Linked DNA regions of Homo sapiens: region 1 is linked to region 2. A link is an interaction called in ENCODE POLR2A ChIA-PET data of the cell type or tissue named here. Cell type or tissue: HepG2. All regions are shown on one strand. Links, peaks and the distances in the headings refer to the core of each region. The heading gives the core; the rest is flanking DNA.

Evidence for each region. Peaks named below come from ENCODE experiments on the same cell type or tissue, not always from the same donor. Only the 100,000 strongest peaks of a DNase experiment are listed, where the experiment ranks them.
Region 1: POLR2A ChIA-PET joins it to region 2 with 11 read pairs; 9 of 35 experiments call an interaction of 5 or more read pairs at or near these places.

What each region holds. Positions count from the first base shown.
Region 1 is chr17:16,222,037-16,231,721 of GRCh38, forward strand. All of the region lies in intron 1 of PIGL (phosphatidylinositol glycan anchor biosynthesis class L), which reads left to right. Among named protein-coding and RNA genes, the nearest start is that of PIGL, 9.7 kb to the left of the region's middle. In HepG2, for the core only: no CTCF peak of the experiment used is centred there; no DNase peak of the experiment used is centred there.
Region 2 is chr17:16,308,796-16,316,315 of GRCh38, forward strand. It overlaps PIGL (phosphatidylinositol glycan anchor biosynthesis class L), which reads left to right. Exons shown (of 7, transcript NM_004278.4): 4 at 4,752-4,819. Among named protein-coding and RNA genes, the nearest start is that of MIR1288, 31 kb to the left of the region's middle. In HepG2, for the core only: no CTCF peak of the experiment used is centred there; a DNase peak (open chromatin) is centred at 4,856; H3K4me3 peaks cover 485 bases.

The sequences.
Region 1 (9,685 bases), core at 2,677-6,676, 87 kb before region 2:
TGCTCCTGGTCTAATTTTTAAAATCCCTTCTTAAATTCACAAGTCATTCAAACGTGTGGATTAAACATTATCTATTCTGCTGATTTAACATTTTAATATAAAAAACAGGAAGCTATTAATTTGTAATGTAATGAAAGCTATGATGTTTTGATGGAGAAAGTACTATGGACACAAAATGGAAAAAAGCATTAAATCTCTTTTCAGGGGTTTAGATTAAGGAAATCTCCAAATTGGTTTTCTTTTGAGCTGGACTTTAAAAATAGGAGTAGATATATATATAGGAAGCAAGCAGTAGTAAAGGCATCAGTAACTCTTGGATTTGCATGAATAATTCATTCTAACAAGATCTTCAGTTTAAGGGAAAGGGAGAAGCAGGGAAAAAATAATAATTGCTTTGTTATTGGTGGCTCATTTCATCCTGTCAGCAACTCTGTGAGGTAGGTACTATTGTTTTTTCCATTATACAAGTATGGGAACTGAATCACAAAGTTTAAGTAACAACTGAAGTGACCAGCTACAGTGTAAAGAAGCCAGGACCCTGTGGTTTTTCTCTGTTCTAAAACCGTTACACCCAATCTGCCTCTCACATTGCCTTGTATGCCTTGTCAGTTGATGAAATATCTAAATTGATTCCCAGTGTATGTTCCAAGGAACATTAGTTCATCAAGCTGCTATTAAAAAAAAAAAAAAAGAGGCCAGGCACAGTAGCTTACACCAGTAATCCCAGCACTTTGGGAGGCCGAGACAGGTGCATCACGTGAGGTCAGGAGTTCCAGACCAGCCTGGCCAGCTTGGTGAAACCCCATTTCTACTAAAAATACAAAAATTAGCCAGGTGTGGTGGTGCATGCCTGTAATCCCAGCTACTCTGGAGGCTGAGACAGGAGAATCGCTTGAACCCAGTAGGTGGAGATTGCAGTGAGCAGAGATTGTGCCATTGCAATCCAGCCTGGGCAATAGAGCAAGACTCTGACTCAGAAAAAATAAATAAATAAAATGAAAAGAATGCCTCGGTCAAGTTTGGAGAATAGCCAGATGTGCTATCCTCTATGTAGACGTTTACAGTCTTTATGAGAATATCAACATCTTTGAGAAGCATTGCTGTAAAAAATTTTGACTTGGTTTAATCCAGTATTCCTCCAATTTATGTGACCACTAAAATACCTACTAATAGATGCATCTCTTATATAGTAGGATGTCATTGAATATATATGGTAGAGAAGTAACATAATCAGTTTTGTGTTTTAGAAAGCTCATTCTTGGCCAGGCGCAGTGGCTCGTGCCTGTAACCCCAGAACTTTGGGAGGCCAAGGTGGGCAGATCACAAGGTCAGGAGTTCGAGACCAGCCTGGCAAACACGGCGAAACCCCATCTCTACTAAAAATACAAAAATTAGCCGGGTGTGGTGGTGGATGCCTGTAATCCCAGCTACTCAGGAGGCTGAGGCAGAAGAATTGCTTGAACCCAGGAGGTGGAGGTTGCAGTGAGCCAAGATCGCTCCACTGCACTTCAGCCTGAGCGACAGAGCTAGACTCTATCTCAAAAATAAAAGCTCAGTCTTGGACCGGGTGTGGTGGCTCATGCCTGTAATCCCAGTACTTTGGGAGGCCAAAGTGGGAGGATTGCTTGAGGCCAGGAGTTCAAGACCAACCTGGTCAACATAGTGAGACCCCATCTATTTAAAAAAGAAAAAAAAAAAAGAAAGCTCATTCTGGTGGCAATGGGGAGAATGGTTTGGAAGGAAAGATTGGAGTCAGGAAAATCAATTCAGCCCAGCCTTTCTTCTCTAGACTGCACTGCCAGCTCTCATATATCAGATTTCCATGTAATTCTGGTCTATACACTTTAGTCATCTCAACAACCCTGTCTTAATTACTGTAGCTTATAAAAGCTACACTAGGCCAGAAGTGTTGGTTCACGCCTGTAATCCCAGCACTTTGGGAGACAGAGACGGGTGGATCACTAGTTCAAGAGAGCAGGACCATCTTGGCCAACGTGGTGAAACCCTGTCTCTACTAAAAATACAAAAATTAGCTGGGCATGGTGATGTGCGCCTGTAGTCCCAGCTACTCAGGAGGCTGAGGCAGGAGAATCACTTGAACCTGGGAGGCGGAGGTTGCAGTGAGCCAAGATTGCGCCACTGCACTCCAGCCTCTTGCTCTTGCGACAGAGCAAGACTCCGTCTCAGGGGGAAAAGAAAGCTACACTATATTATAGAAGCGCTATTATCTGATATGAATAGTCTTCTGATTGTTCTTCAGGGTATGTTTGCTGTTTTTGACCCTTTTTCCAAATACCTTTTTTATGGGGGAAGACAGAGCCTCACTGTTGCACAATCTTGGCTCACTGTAGCCTCCGCCTCCTGGATTCAAGTGATCCCCCTGCTTCAGCCTCCCGAGTAGCTGGGACTACAGGCATGCACCACCACGCCCAGCTAATTTTTGTATTTTTAGTAGAGACGGGATTTTGCCATGTTGGCCAGGCTGGTCTCCAACTCTTGACCTCAGGTGATCCAATCCTTCTTGGCCTCCCAAAGTGCTGGGATTACAGGATGAGCCACCATGCCCAGCCCCCAAATACATTTTAGAATTAGCTTGGTGATGTTCAAGGAAAAATCTTGCTGACATTTTTTCCCCCTTGTGACAGAGTCTCACTCTGACGTCCAGGCTGGAGTGCAGTGGCGCAGTCTCGGCTCACTGCAACCTCCACCTCCCAGGTTCAAGCGATTCTCCTGCCTCAGCCTCCCAAATAGCTGGGACTACGGGCATGTGCCACCATGCCCGGCTAATTTTTTGTATTTTTAGCAGAAATAGGGTTTCACCGTGTTAGCCAGGATGGTCTCGATCTCCTGACCTCGTGATCCGCCCACCTCAGCCTCCCAAAGTGCTGGGATTACAGGCGTGAGCCACAGTGCGTGGCCCTTGCTGGCATTTTTATTGGAATTTCACTGACTCTACTGATTAATATAAGGAGAACTGACATTTCCAATATAAAGCCTTTCTGTCTCTGATACTATGGTATGCTTCCATTTATTATATGTTGGCCTTCTTTACTATCTGTTAATAGTTTTATAATTAAGGTCTTAAATGTGTATTGAGATGATTATGTCATTGTGTCCATTAATCTGTTCTTATGTGTAGACATTCCTTTTGCAAATATAGTCTGTTACTTTCTCATACTTCAGTATCCTCTTTAATTTCTTTAAATATATTAAACATTTATATCTGCTTCTAATAATTCCAGTTTCTGCAGTCTGTATATCTGATTCTGTTCTTTGTTCTAGTAATTCATTCGGGGTGACTCGGTTCCATGTGTATTTTGTGATTTTTTTAAATGTAAGCACGTTTCTTTTTTTTTTTTTTTTTTTTTTTGATACGGAGTCTAGCTCTGTTGCCCAGGCTGAAGTGCAGTGGCACAATCTCAGCTCACTGCAAGCTCCGCCTCCTGGGTTCACGCCATTCTCCTGCCTCAGCCTCCTGAGTAGCTGGGACTACAGTCACCTGCCACCATGCCCGGCTAATTTTTTTTTTTTTTTTCAGTAGAGATGGGGTTTCACACCTGGGATTACAGGCGTGAGCCACCGTGCCTGGCCTTTTGTTTTCTTTTGTTGTTGTTGTTGTTTTGTTTTTTGCACGTGTTTCTTAGAACCATATTTGTGGTAATATTTTGGTGATTTACTTTAGCTTCAGCCAGGTAGCTAAGGGCACTACCTACCTCTCATCACTCTAAAATTTTAGATTGAGATTTTTCAGGCCATAGAGGTCATATAAATTCAGGGATCAAACCCAAGAGCATTCACTGTGGAATGCTGTGAAACAAATTGTCTCAAGACCTTGTAGCTTAAAACCATAATTAAATCTTTCCAGCCTGTGTGCTGGCACACACCTATAATCCTGGCACTTTCTGAGGCCGAAGCAGGAGGATCACTTAACCCAAGAGTTCAGCCTGGGCAACATAGCCAGACCAGGAAAAAAAAAAAAAAAAAGTTAGCCAGGCTTGGTGGCAGCTGCATGTAGTCTCAGCTACTTGGGAGGCTGAGGTGGAAGAACACTTGAGCCCAGGAGTTTGCGACTAGAGTAAGCTATGATGATCATGCCTTATAGACTAAGCCCATGTCTCAAAAACAAACAACAACAAGAAAAACCAATCACCTTTTTTTTCATGGTTTCAGACAAAGTATACTTGTCTCTGCCTCACAATGTTTAGTACCTCATTTGGAGGACCCAAAGACTAGGGGCTGGAATCACCTGAATACTCATGCACTTACGTATCTGGCTGTCAGCTGGGGACTTTGCTACAGATGTCAGCCAGAACATCCACATATGGTATATCCATGTGACCTGGGCTTCCTCACAACCTGGTGGCTGGGTTCTTGGGCAAGTGTCCTAAGAAAGAGCCTGTGCTAGGGATAACCATATTTCCTTTTATGACCTATCCTTAAAAATCTTGCAGTATCATAAGCCACATCCAGGTTTAAGGAGAGAATTAGATTCCACCTCCTAAAGGGGAATGTAGACATTCTACAAGTGCATATGGGACTAGAAATATTGCTGTAGCTACTTTTGGAAAATACAGTCTATCACACCAAGTAAAGGAGAGTATGTGATTAGCAATTCTTAGGGGGTGACATTTTTTCTTATTTTCCCTTCTGCTAGAACCAAGCCTACAGATAGGATGTAGCCCCACCATATCTGTCTAGGGCAAGTTTTTTTCTGGTTCATCCAGTGAAGGTATTGCCTTTTGAAGGTCCTGTCTTTATGTGGAGGTCTCCTTATCTGTGTCCAAGCTTTATCTGCTGCTCCCTTGACTTTAGGCCACCAAGGATATGTAGATGTTCTCAAAGTGCTCTGGGTCAGCCGCATAATACCTCTCAGGATTTATGTCTACCTATTGTTTTAGTCCTTCAAGTATATCCCTTACTTTCCTGCTAGTTAAACCATGCATTCTAGAACATGTTTGCCTTTTATCTCACATGTTCAGGTATTCATCCTGAGGGTTTCTCTGCATATCTGATTTACCATATTGCCTAAATAGAACTTATTAGGGGTTATTTTTAATACTGCTTTTTTGGGTTTTTTCTTTTTTTTTTTTGAGACGGAGTCTCCCTCTGTCACCCAGGCTGGAGTGCAGTGGCACGATCTCGGCTCACTGCAACCTCCACCTCTCGGGTTCAAGTGACTCTCCTGCCTCAGCTTCCCAAGTAGCTGGGATTACAGGCGCGTGCCACCATCATGACCAGCTAATTTTGGTATTTTTGTAGAGCCAGGGTTTCACCATGTTGGCCAGGCTAGTCTCAAACTCCTGACCTCAAGTAATCCGCCTGCCTTGGCCTCCCAAAGTGCTGGGATTACAGGCGTGAGCCACCTCACCCAGTGAAAGGTAGCAATTTCATTAGTAAGAGTCGATATGAATGCAATCCTTTTGGGAATAATGAGAAATGACACTACTCGCAAGTATGGCTATATTGGCTGATAATATAGCATGTGACAATGTTTCTTGATCTGCAGAGATATGAGCTCATTTTTCTTTTTAATTTTCTTTTCTTTTTTTTTTTTTTTTTTTGAGATGGAGTTTCACTCTTGTTGCCCAGGCTGGAGTACAATGGCATGATCTCGGCTCACTGCAACCTCTGCCTCCCAGGTTCAAGCGATTTTCCTGCCTCAGCCTCCCAAGTAGCTGTGATTACAGGCATGTGCCACCATGCCCGGCTAATTTTGTATTTTTAGTAAAGACTGGGTTTCTCCATGTTGGTCAGGCTGGTCTCGAACTCCCGACCTCAGGTGATCCACCCACCTTGGCCCCCCAAAGTTTGGGATTACAGGCATGAGCCACTGCACCCAGCCTTTTTAATTTTTTTCTCTTAGTGATCTTTTAAAGACAACTTCTGTTTTATAGGGATAACGCCTATAATCCCAGCAATTTCATAATTGAAAGATTTTATTCATTGAAAATCCAGTTTTTAATATTATTTAAATTGTGGTAAGACATACATAACAAGAACTTACCATTTTAAACTTTTTTTTTTTTTTTTTTGAGATGGAGTTTCACTCTTGTTGCCCACACTAGAGTGCAATGGCATGATCTCGGCTCACTGCAACCTCCGCCTCCCAGGTTCAAGCAATTCTCCTACCTCAGCCCCCTGAATAGCTGGGATTACAGGCACCCACCACCACCATGCCCGGCTAATTTTTTTATATTTTTATTAGAGAATGGAGTTTCACCATGTTGGCCAGGCTTGTCTTGAACTCCTGACCTGAGGTGATCCACCTTCCTCGGCCTCCCAAAGTGCTAGGATTACAGGCGTGAGCCACTGCGCCCAGCGATTTTATTTTATTTTATTTCTTTATTTATTTTATTTTATTTTTTTGAGACGGAGTCTTGCTCTGTCGCCCAGGCTGGAGTGCAGTGGCGCGATGTACGCTCACTGCAAGCTCCGCCTCCCGGGTTTACTTACACCATTCTCCTGCCTCAGCCTCCCGAGTAGCTGGGACTACAGGCTCCCGCCACCACGCCCGGCTAATTTTTTGTATTTTTAGTAGAGACGGGGTTTCACCGTGTTAGCCAGGATGGTCTCGATCTCCTGACCTCGTGATCCGCCCGCCTTGGCCTCCCAAAGTGATGGGATTACAGGCGTAAGCCACCACGCCCGGCGATTTTAAACATTTTTAAGTGTTCAATTCCATGGCAGTAAGCACTTTCATAGTATTATGTAACCATCACCACTATTTCATCATCCCAAATAGAAACTCTATACCTGTTTAGCATTCCTTTTCCCCTCCTCTCCCAAGCCTCTGGTAACCACCATTCTTTCTATCTCTATGAATTTGTCTATTCTAGGTAACTCGAATAAGTGGAATCATACAATAATTGTTATTTTATGCCTGGCTTATGCTAATTAGCATACTGTTTTCAAAGTTCATCCATATTGTGGCATGTATCAGAACTTCATTTCTGGTTGAGCTCAGTGGCTCACACCTGTAATCCCAGCACTTTGGGAGGCTGAAGTGGAAGGATCCCTTGAGACCAGGAGTTCAAGACCAGTCTGGACAACATAGTGAGATTTCGTCTTTACAAAAAATAAAAATAAAAAAATTAGCCAGTCTGGGTGGCGAGTGCCTATAGTCCCAGCTACTTGGGAGGCTGAAGTGGGAGAATCCCTTGAATCCAGGAGGTCAAGGCTGCAGTAAGCTCTGATCAGTCTGCTGCATTCCGGCCTGGGTGACAGAGCAAGTCCCTGTCTCAAAAAAAAACTTCATTTCTTTTTATGGCTTTATTAATATTCCATTGTGTATATATACATACATATATATATGTATGTATATATACCACATTTTGTTTATCATTCATCTAATGATAGGCACTTGGGTTATTTCCAATTTGGGGCTATTATGAATAATGCTTCTATGAACATTGGTGTACAAGTATTTATTTGAGTACCGGTTTTCCTTTTTTTTTTTTTTTTTTTTGAGTATAATTGCTGAGACATATGGTAATTCTGTATTTAAATTTTTTGAGAATTGACAAACTGTTTTCTGCAGCAACTGTACAGTTTTACGTTGCCACCAGCAATGAACTATGGTTCCAGTTTCTCCACATCTTTGTCAGCATTTGTAATTTTCCATTTTTTGGACTATAGCCATCCTAGTAAGTGTGCAGTGATGATGTCACATTGTGGTTTTGATTTTCATTTCCCTGATGACTAAGGATGATGAGCATCTTGCATCTTTTCACATGCTTATTGGCCATCTATATATCTTCTTTAGAGAATACCTATTCAAGTCCTTTGCCCATTTTCTGATTCTAGTTTCATTTTAAAGTCATGATTTTTTTTTTTTTTTTTTTTTTGAGACGGAGTCTCGCTCTGTCACCAGGCTGGAGTGCAGTGGCACGATCTCAGCTCACTGCAACCTCCACCTCCTAGGTTCAAGAGATTCTCCTGCCTTAACCTCCCGAGTAGCTGGGACTACAGGCGTGTGCCCACCATGCCCAGCTAATTATTGTATTTTTAGTAGAGATGGGGTTTCACTATGTTGGCCAGGATGGTCTCAATCTCTTGACCTCGTGATCCACCTGCCTCGGCCTCTCAAAGTGCTGGGATTACAGGCATGAGGCACTGTGCCTGGCCAAGTCATGATTTCTTAGACTGGGTTCTGTGGACACATCCTAATAGAAGAGGATCTAGCTCTCTTAGTTTCAGCTTCCTTTGGGAACCCAGGCCTCTGGGCTCCAGTAACACTGCCTCCTTCCTTTACCTTGCCAACCGAGGGTTGGTAGTCACTTCTTGCTATCTCTAAACTCTGGGTTACTTCACTGTTCCTTTTGTCCCTTAGATCCTCCCTCAGTTATGCGTCAAAATCTTTGCATTAAATTCTTGCTGTTGTAACTATTTGATGTGGTTTCTGTTACCCCGAATAGATCTTGACATAGCATCTAAATTCCCTCATTTTATAGGGGAAGAAACTTGTACCATTTTGTCTTCCAAATACATTTTAGAATTACTTGGTCATGTTAAAGGAAAAACATTGCAGCTATTCCTTCCCATAACATACTTCTCAGTCGTAACTAGCAATCTAGCAGTCATAATCACTTTTTTTTTTTTTTGAGATGGAGTCTCACTCTGTTACCAGGCTGGAGTGCAGTGGCACAGTCTCAGCTCACTGCAACTTCTACTTCCTGGGTTCAAGCTTTTCTCCTGCCTCAGCCTCCCAAGTAATTACAGGCTAGGATTACAGGCCTGAGCCACCGTGGCCAGCCTCATAATCACATTTAATACAAAATAAAGTCACGTTGTAAAGACTCAAATTTATACATCACAATGTATAAAGGTAAAAATTTTATTTTTAAAGAATAAAATTACAAAAATTAAAGAATTTCTCCAAATTCATATAGTTAGTAAAAAGACAGATAGTGTTGGGACCATGATGCCTTCATGCCCAGTCCATTTCTTGTTCTAACAAATTAAAACTTCCCGGGTTGGAGTGGGAGAGGAGCTTTTTTCCTTTATATGGTTTTTTTTTTGGTTTTGGTTTTTCTTTTTTTTTTTTTTTTTTTTTTGGTAGAGAGAGGTCTTGCTATATTCCCCAGCCTGGTCTTGAATTCCTGGCCTTAAACAGTGTGCCCGCCTTCCAAAGTGCTAGGAGCTGGGATTACAGGCATGAGCCACCACACCCAGCTTCTTACTGATTTATTTTCTTTTCTTTTTTTTTTTTTTTTTTGAGACACAGGGTCTCACATTGTCACCCAGGCTGTAGTGCAGTGGTGTGGTCATGGTTCACTATAGCCTCAAAATCCCAGGCTCAAGCGTTCCTCCCACTTCAGCCTCCCGAGTCAGTGGGACTACAGGCGTGAGCCACCATGCCCAGCTAATTTTTAAAATTTTTCTTTTGTGAAAACAGGGTCTCACTATGTTGACCAGGCTGGTTTTGAACTCCTGGCCTCAAGTGATCCTCTTGCCACAGCCTTCCAAAGTGCTGGGAATACAGACATGAGCCACTATGCCCAGCTTTGATTTTTTTTTAACCATATAAATCTATTACCTATTTAGAATAAACTAATTTTAAATTTTTTAAGTAAAATAAAATGTTTACCCTTATAAATTATGATGTATAAATTTGAGTCTTTACAAAATGTCTTTACTTTGTATTAAATGTGATTATGATTGCTAGTTATGACTGAGAAGTATGTTA
Region 2 (7,520 bases), core at 3,079-7,078:
TTTTTTTTTTTTTTTCGAGACAAGGTCTCCCTCTGTTGCCCAGGCTGGAATGGTGTGATCATGGCTCACTGTAACCTTGGACCCCTGGACTCCTTGAAATCCTGTCTTCCTCTCCCAAGTAGCTGAGACTACAGGCACGTGCCACCGGGCCCAGCTAATTAAAAAAATTTCTTTCTGTAAAGACAAGGTCTCGCCATATTGCCCAGGCTGGTCTCAAACTCCTGGGGTCAAGCGATCCTCCTACTTCAGCCTCCTGAAATGCTGGGATTCCAGGCATAAGACACTGTGCCCAGCCAAACATTTATTTTTTGAGGTTGTGGTAATAGCTGTAATAATAGTGTATAAGTAGTGTATTAATAGCTGTAAAAGTAGTGTCTTCCCAGCTACTTAGGAGGATGAGGTGGGAGGATTGCTTGAGCCCAGGAGGTCAAGGCTACGGTGAGCTATGATCATGCCACTGCACTATAGCCTGCATGGCAGAGCAGGAACGCTTAACCATCTCATAGATAACTAGATTAGTCTTCTTCTAGGGACCTAAAGAGCAAAGCGATAAAGCGAGCATAAAAGCAGTTTGAAAAGTAAGTGACAGAAGCATGAAAAGCATCGTTTTTGAATTAGTTCTTACTTGGATTCCATTGATGAGCACAAAACAGTAATCTGGTTCAGGATAGAAATATAAACATTAGGCCGGGCACGGTGGCTCACACCTGTAATCACAGCACCTTGGGAGGCCAAGGCGGGTGGATCACCAGGTCAGGAGTTGAAGACCAGCCTGGCCACATAACGAAACCCCATCTCTACCAAAAATATAAAAAATTAGCTAGGTGTGGTGGCATGCACCTGTAATCCCAGCTACTCGGAAGGCGGAGGCAGGAGAATTGCTTGAACCCAGGAGGTAGAAGTTGCAGTGAGCCGAGAAATTGCGCCACTGCGCTCCAGCCTGGTCAACAGAGCAAGACTCCATCTTAAAAAAAAAAAGAAAGAAAGAAATATAAACATTAGGCCGGGCACGGTGGCTCACGCCTGTAATCCCAACACTTTGGGAGGCCAAGGCAAGCGGATAACTTTAGTCAGGAGTTTGAGACCAGCACAGCCAACATGGTGAAACCCTGTCTCTACTGAAAATACAAAAATTAGCCAGGCATGGTGGCACGTACCTGTAGTCCCAGCTACTCAGGAGGCAGAGGTGAGAGAATCTCTTGAACCCAGGAGACAGAGGTTGCAGTGAGCCAAGATCGCACCACTGCACTCTAGCTTGGGCAACAGAGTGAGACTCCATCTCAAAAAAAAAAAAAAAAAAGAAAGAAAGAAAGAAAAAAGAAATATAAACATTAATCATTAGAAGACTTTCTTGAATTATGGCATTCTGTTGTTAAAATTCTTCCATTACCCACCACTTCTGTTGACTTTGTCAACATGTTAATAAATTGAGGCTCATGGTGGTAACTTTAAAGTTACAGGATCCTAAAATGTCTTCTGAATTATTAAAAAGTGTGTGTGTGTGTGTGTGTGTGTGTGTGTGTGTGTGTTCAGTGCCATGAACAGTGAAGTTAACTATGTACTTATCTTTTCAAATAAGGGATCCAGTAATGACTCTCAAGATGATCCTTCTAACCAGAGTGTTTGCTTGCCTGAAATACGATATTCCCTCACAGATGAGCTCTCCAGACCCCAGGAGAAAGAATAACTGATCGAAACTCATGTACTTGGTTGGTAGCTGTCAGAATAAGAGTGCAGGTCTTCTGATTCTTTTTTTTTGAGACAGAGTTTCGCTCTTGTCACCCAGGCTGGAGTCCAGTGGCGTGATATTGGCTCACTGCAATCTCCGCCTCCTGGGTTCAGGCGATTCTCCTGCCTCAACCTCCCAAGTAGCTGGGATTACAGGTGCCCACCACCACGCCCAGCTCATTTTTGTATTTTTAGTAGAGAGGGTTTCGCCATGTTGGCCAGGCTGGTCTTGAACTCCTGACCTCAAGTGATCTGCCCGCCTCAGTCTCCCAAAGGTCTTTTACACAGTGCTTCTTCCTGCAGCGTAGCACGCCTTCTCACATAGAGGATGCTTGTAAAGAGCGTGGACTGTGGAGTCAGAAAGATCTAAACCCCAAGAACAGCTCCACCACTCAGTGGCAAGGTGATCACAGCTTCGGCCTCTGCTTCCTGAACTTCCTCAGGTGTAAGATAGGGTTAATACTATGTCTTTGCTCAATAAATGTTAGCCACTCTTATTATAACAGAGGGCTTGCTGTACATGCAGTCATTATGCTTTACAGTTTAAAATAGAAAGACCAAGAGCGAATCCCTTCCCAGCCCATTCCAATCCCAGTTCCAGGTTCCTTCATCCATGCAGGATGGTCACCTTTCCTTGGGGACAGCTTGCCTCTTTTCATCACCCCTAATCAATCATTCTATCCTTTCTTCAGTCCTTGTTGTCGTTTTTATATTTCTTTTATTATTTGAGTTAGCCTTATTATTATTATTATTCAAATTATTATTTGTTTTTTCTTTTTTTTAGCAATTATTATTATCATTTATCTCAGAAAATCTCTATGACAATTGTGTGAAGTACAATTATGATTACATATGAGATAATTGCACCACAGACATGTTATATAACTTGCAAAAAGCCACAAACCCAATAAGTGGTAAAGCCCAAAGCACAGAGGTTTTCTTTCTTTTTTTTTTTTTTGATCATTCTTGGGTGTTTCTCGAAGAGGGGGATTTGGCAGGGTCATAGGACAATAGTGGAGGGAAGGTCAGCAGATAAACAAGTGAACAAAGGTCTCTGGTTTTCCTAGGCAGAGGACCCTGCGGCCTTCCGCAGTGTTTGTGTCCCTGGGTACTTGAGATTAGGGAGTGGTGATGACTCTTAACGAGCATGCTGCCTTCAAGCATCTGTTTAACAAAGCACATCTTGCACCGCCCTTAATCCATTTAACCCTGAGTGGACACAGCACATGTTTCAGAGAGCACAGGGTTGGGGGTAAGGTCAGAGATCAACAGCATCGCAAGGCAGAAGAATTTTTCTTAGTACAGAACAAAATGAAGTCTCCCAGGTCTACCTCCTTCTACACAGACACAGCAACAATCTGATTTCTCTATCTTTTCCCCACCTTTCCCCCTTTTCTATTCCACAAAACCGCCATCGTCATCATGGCCCGTTCTCAATGAGCTGTTGGGTACACCTCCCAGACGGGGTGGTGGCCGGGCAGAGGGGCTCCTCACTTCCCAGACGGGGTGGCCGGGCAGAGGCGCCCCCAACCTCCCGGACGGGGTGGCTGGCCGGGTGGGGGCTGCCCCCCCACCTCCCTCCCGGAGGGGGCGGCTGGCCGGGCGGGGGCTGCCCGCAGCCCCCCACCTCCCTCCCGGACGGGGCGGCTGCTGGGCGGAGACGCTCCTCACTTCCCAGATGGGGCGGCTGCCGGGCGGAGGGGCTCCTCACTTCTCAGACGGGGAGGCCGGGCAGAGACGCTCCTCACCTCCCAGACGGGGGTCGCGGCCGGGCAGAGGCGCTCCTCACATCCCAGATGGGGCGGCAGGGCAGAGGCGCTCCCCACATCTCAGACGATGGGCAGCCGGGTGGAGGCGCTCCTCACTTCCTAGACGGGATGGCGGCCGGGAAGAGGCGCTCCTCACTTCCCAGACTGGGCGGCCGGGCAGAGGGGCTCCTCACATCCCAGACGATGGGTGGCCAGGCAGAGACGCTCCTCACTTCCCAGACGGGGTGGCGGCCGGGCAGAGGCTGCAATCTCGGCACTTTGGGAGGCCAAGGCAGGCGGCTGGGAGGTGGAGGTTGTAGCTAGCCGAGATCACGCCACTGCACTCCAGCCTGGGCAACATTGAGCACTGAGTGAACGAGACTCCGTCTGCAATCCCGGCACCTTGGGAGGCCAAGGCTGGCAGATCACTTGCGGTTAGGAGCTGGAGACCAGCCCGGCCAACACAGCGAAACCCCGTCTCCACCAAAAAAATACGAAAACCAGTCAGGCGTGGCGGCGCGCGCCTGCAATCGCAGGCACTCGGCAGGCTGAGGTAGGAGAATCAGGCAGGGAGGTTGCAGTAAGCCGAGATGGCAGCAGTACAGTCCAGCTTCGGCTCAGCATCAGAAGGAGACCTTGGAAAGAGGGGAGGGGGAAGGGGGGGGGAGAGGGAGAGGGAGAGGGAGCTATTTGTTTTTTCTTTAATTCATTTGTGTAGAAATGAAATGTTGGAATACAGACTGAGCTTGTAGTTAATAAACAGATATTGATATAGCTGTGAAAATGGAAACAGAGGCAATCTATGAATAAATACACTTTTTCCATGAACTCAACCCCAGGACACGGTGGACATTGTCCTTCAAAGCTTTTTTTGCCCTCAGTATGGCATGAGAAAAAGAGAACCAGTAATTCAGGCTGTATCTGCATAAACAGAGTTCACTTAGAAGCTAGCCAGGAATTCTAAATGTGCTAATAAATGGCTAAACCAATAAGCAACAAAGATATTCTGAACCCAAGTTACTATCATGGCTGAATTCCACTCTGCTCCACTGGCTAGGAACAAGAGTAAAACATCAAACCCTGGAAAACAGTCTCTATGTGGTCAACCACAGCACTAGCTACACACCACTGATCTGCTCAGAAGTCACTTCAGATAGATGCTGCATTTGAAAAGTTTCAGGGTTCTGTTCTCTCCTTCCCAAGGGAAGGAGACAGCTCCATTGAAGTTGAGGTGGTGGAGAAGGCATTCAGTGAAAACCCTGTGTTTCTCTACAGGTGGTGACTTTCGATGCAGGGGGAGTAAGTGGCCACAGCAATCACATTGCTCTGTATGCAGCTGTGAGGTATGATTCTCCGGGTGATGGATGTGGGGGAGGGTTTGTTTATTTGATTAGGGCTCATGGTTTAAAGTCTAAAGCACTTTCCCACTTGTTATCTGAGCCCATGAAACTCACTGCTGGCTTATCTTCTAGCCCTTTTTGGCCATGTTGCTCACTGCATCTCACCATGTCCTCTCGCTGAGAAATCTCTCTCAAGTCCTAGTACGAATGCTCGTCTCCTAAACAGCTGAATTCTTTTTTATACACTGAATACTGCGAATGGGGTAATTGACTTTATTCATCTCTTTTCTGTGGCCACAGGAAGCTTGAGGGCCAAATTTGCAAGCCCTGTGGCACTGGACAAGACTTTAAGGAATGAGTGCTGTCAATCAGTGTGCCTCCACCTTCACCATCTTCTTCCCCTTACTCTCACTTCCGTCATGTGTTTTATACAACTCTCAAATCTTTCTTGGAGAAGGAGGATATACATACATAATATGAAATGTGTTTGTTCTTCACAGTCACCCGATTTTACTGATATTTATTTGCATTTTACCAATAAAAAGAAAATGCAAGCTCAAAGGTATTGAGTGACATAGAGTCATACAAACATAGATGTGTTTCCTGTCCCCTAGCAAAGTGCTTCTCCTGGGCCCCTGATCAGTGGTGTGGCAGGCCTGTCCCAGCTACTGAGGAAGGAAAGAAGCAACTTGAAGGGAAGGACTTATTTAATAACCTTCTTCTAAACATGCTTAACACTCAGACTGAAGCAATGCAATATGTAAAGTTGGAAATGACCTCACCAACCATTAAGTCCAATCACTGGGAAGTGGTTTGCCCAGCACCACAAGGTTAAACTATGGCAGAGGCAGAATTCAGGAATCCTAGTTCTCCATTCATTATTCTGTCAGATGTATGTGAAGACCAATCCAAACTGAAGACCCTCCTTGTCCTTAAATTTTACATCACTTGGTGGAAGATGCTAGAATTTTACCCACATACTCTTTCTAGGCAGATTTCCCTGTTTCCTTGACTATGGAATGAGGGGAGGCTAGACTGTTCTCCCTGTAAAGACTATTCGGTTCCTGGTCCAGCCAGCAGCCACAGCTTTAGAAGAGACATGCTCCTAGTCGCATTAGGTCCCTTCAAATTCAGGAAAGAAACATTCCCTGGTTACAGTCTGAAATACAAATTTTTTTGATGATATATGGAAAAATGAGGCAGCCCCAGAGTGGTCTTTCCAACCACATGGTTACTCTGAGGCCTTGAGCTTCCAAGACTAGCATGGACAGCAAGCCCCATGGAGAACTGGAAAAATGGTCCCACCTCATTCTGGATGCACACTGAGCCTGGTGATTTCTCTCCGAGAATTTACACTGCACCAGAGAAAGGATCAGGTCAGGTCTATTGCAAACAAAGAGTACCTCAACAGGCAGGGGGCTGGGGCACTTGAGATTGAGTCACCTGGTCCCATTCCTGGTCCAGTCACCACTGAAGTGGAGAAAATAGAGAAGGCGTCATTCTGGGCAGAGAAAGAACCCAAGGGGACAACTCTGTGTAGATAGAACTGCCTGGGGCCATTTTCCTCAGAAGAGGCTGGAGTGCCACAGGCTCTCAGCACGAAGGAGGGCCACTGTGCTTCAGATAAAACAATTCATGGACATGCCACCAATCTGCCACAACCTTTTTCCCCACAGTCATCTCTTGCCTGCTAAATTCGTTAGACTCACGTTAGTCCTCAGCCACCTTGAACCTTCTGTGGCATCTGGCCCTGCCTGTCCCTCACTGCAATGCTGCTTTGACTTATATGGCACCAGCTTGCCCTCCTCACTCTGGCCTTTCTGGCTACTTCTCATTCTCTTCCCGGCTTCCCTCCCACCAGTGGCCCCTTGGTCCCCCTGTCCCCAGGGCTCACTCCCCAGTCCTCCTCAGCACAGCTTCTCCTGTGGCTTTAAGGGCTATAAGCTCTACTTCCAGACAGCGCCTCTAGCTCACTGCTTTCCCTGGACATCAGAATATCCACAGGGCTTTGCCCAGAGTACAGGACAAGCCACTTCATTCTCAGGATCCCAGAAAGTTTTTTCAGTCTTTTCTTTTCTTTCTTTCTTTCTTTCTTTCTTTTTTTTTTTTTTTTTTTTTTTTTGAGACAGAGTCTCGCTCTGTCACCCAGGCTGGTGTGCAGTGGCGTGATCTCAGCTCACTGCAGCCTCCGCCTCCTGCCTCAGCCTCCTGAGTAGCTGGGAACTACTGGTGCATGCCACCACGCCCGGTTAATTTTTGTATTTTTATTAGAGACGGAGTTTCACCATATTGGCCAGGCTGGTGCCGAACTCCTGACCTCGTGATCCGCTTGCCTCGGCCTCCCAAAGTGCTGGGTTTACAGGCGTGAGCCACCGCGCCCGGCTCCTTTTTCAGGTTTTTCTACCTCTCAGGCTCTGCCAGGCAGTCAGTTCCATGAATTTGTCAATTGTCTCTCAACTTCTCTTGTTTAACCCCTGCTCCCAAGAGTCTCTGTTCATATGTGTGTCTGTGTGTTGCTGGGGCTACCTTCCCAATCCTTCTCTGCCCCCAGCTTTCTAAACAACAAAGTGGGGAAGAGACTTGGAGCTCATTGCAGTTGACACTCCCCTCCTCTTAAGGTGGCGAGCACAGAATGACCTGCACTGTCAGAAGGTAGGCGTAGGGAAGCTCAGAAAGGAGAAAGGAAATATCAGGGAAGAGCTAT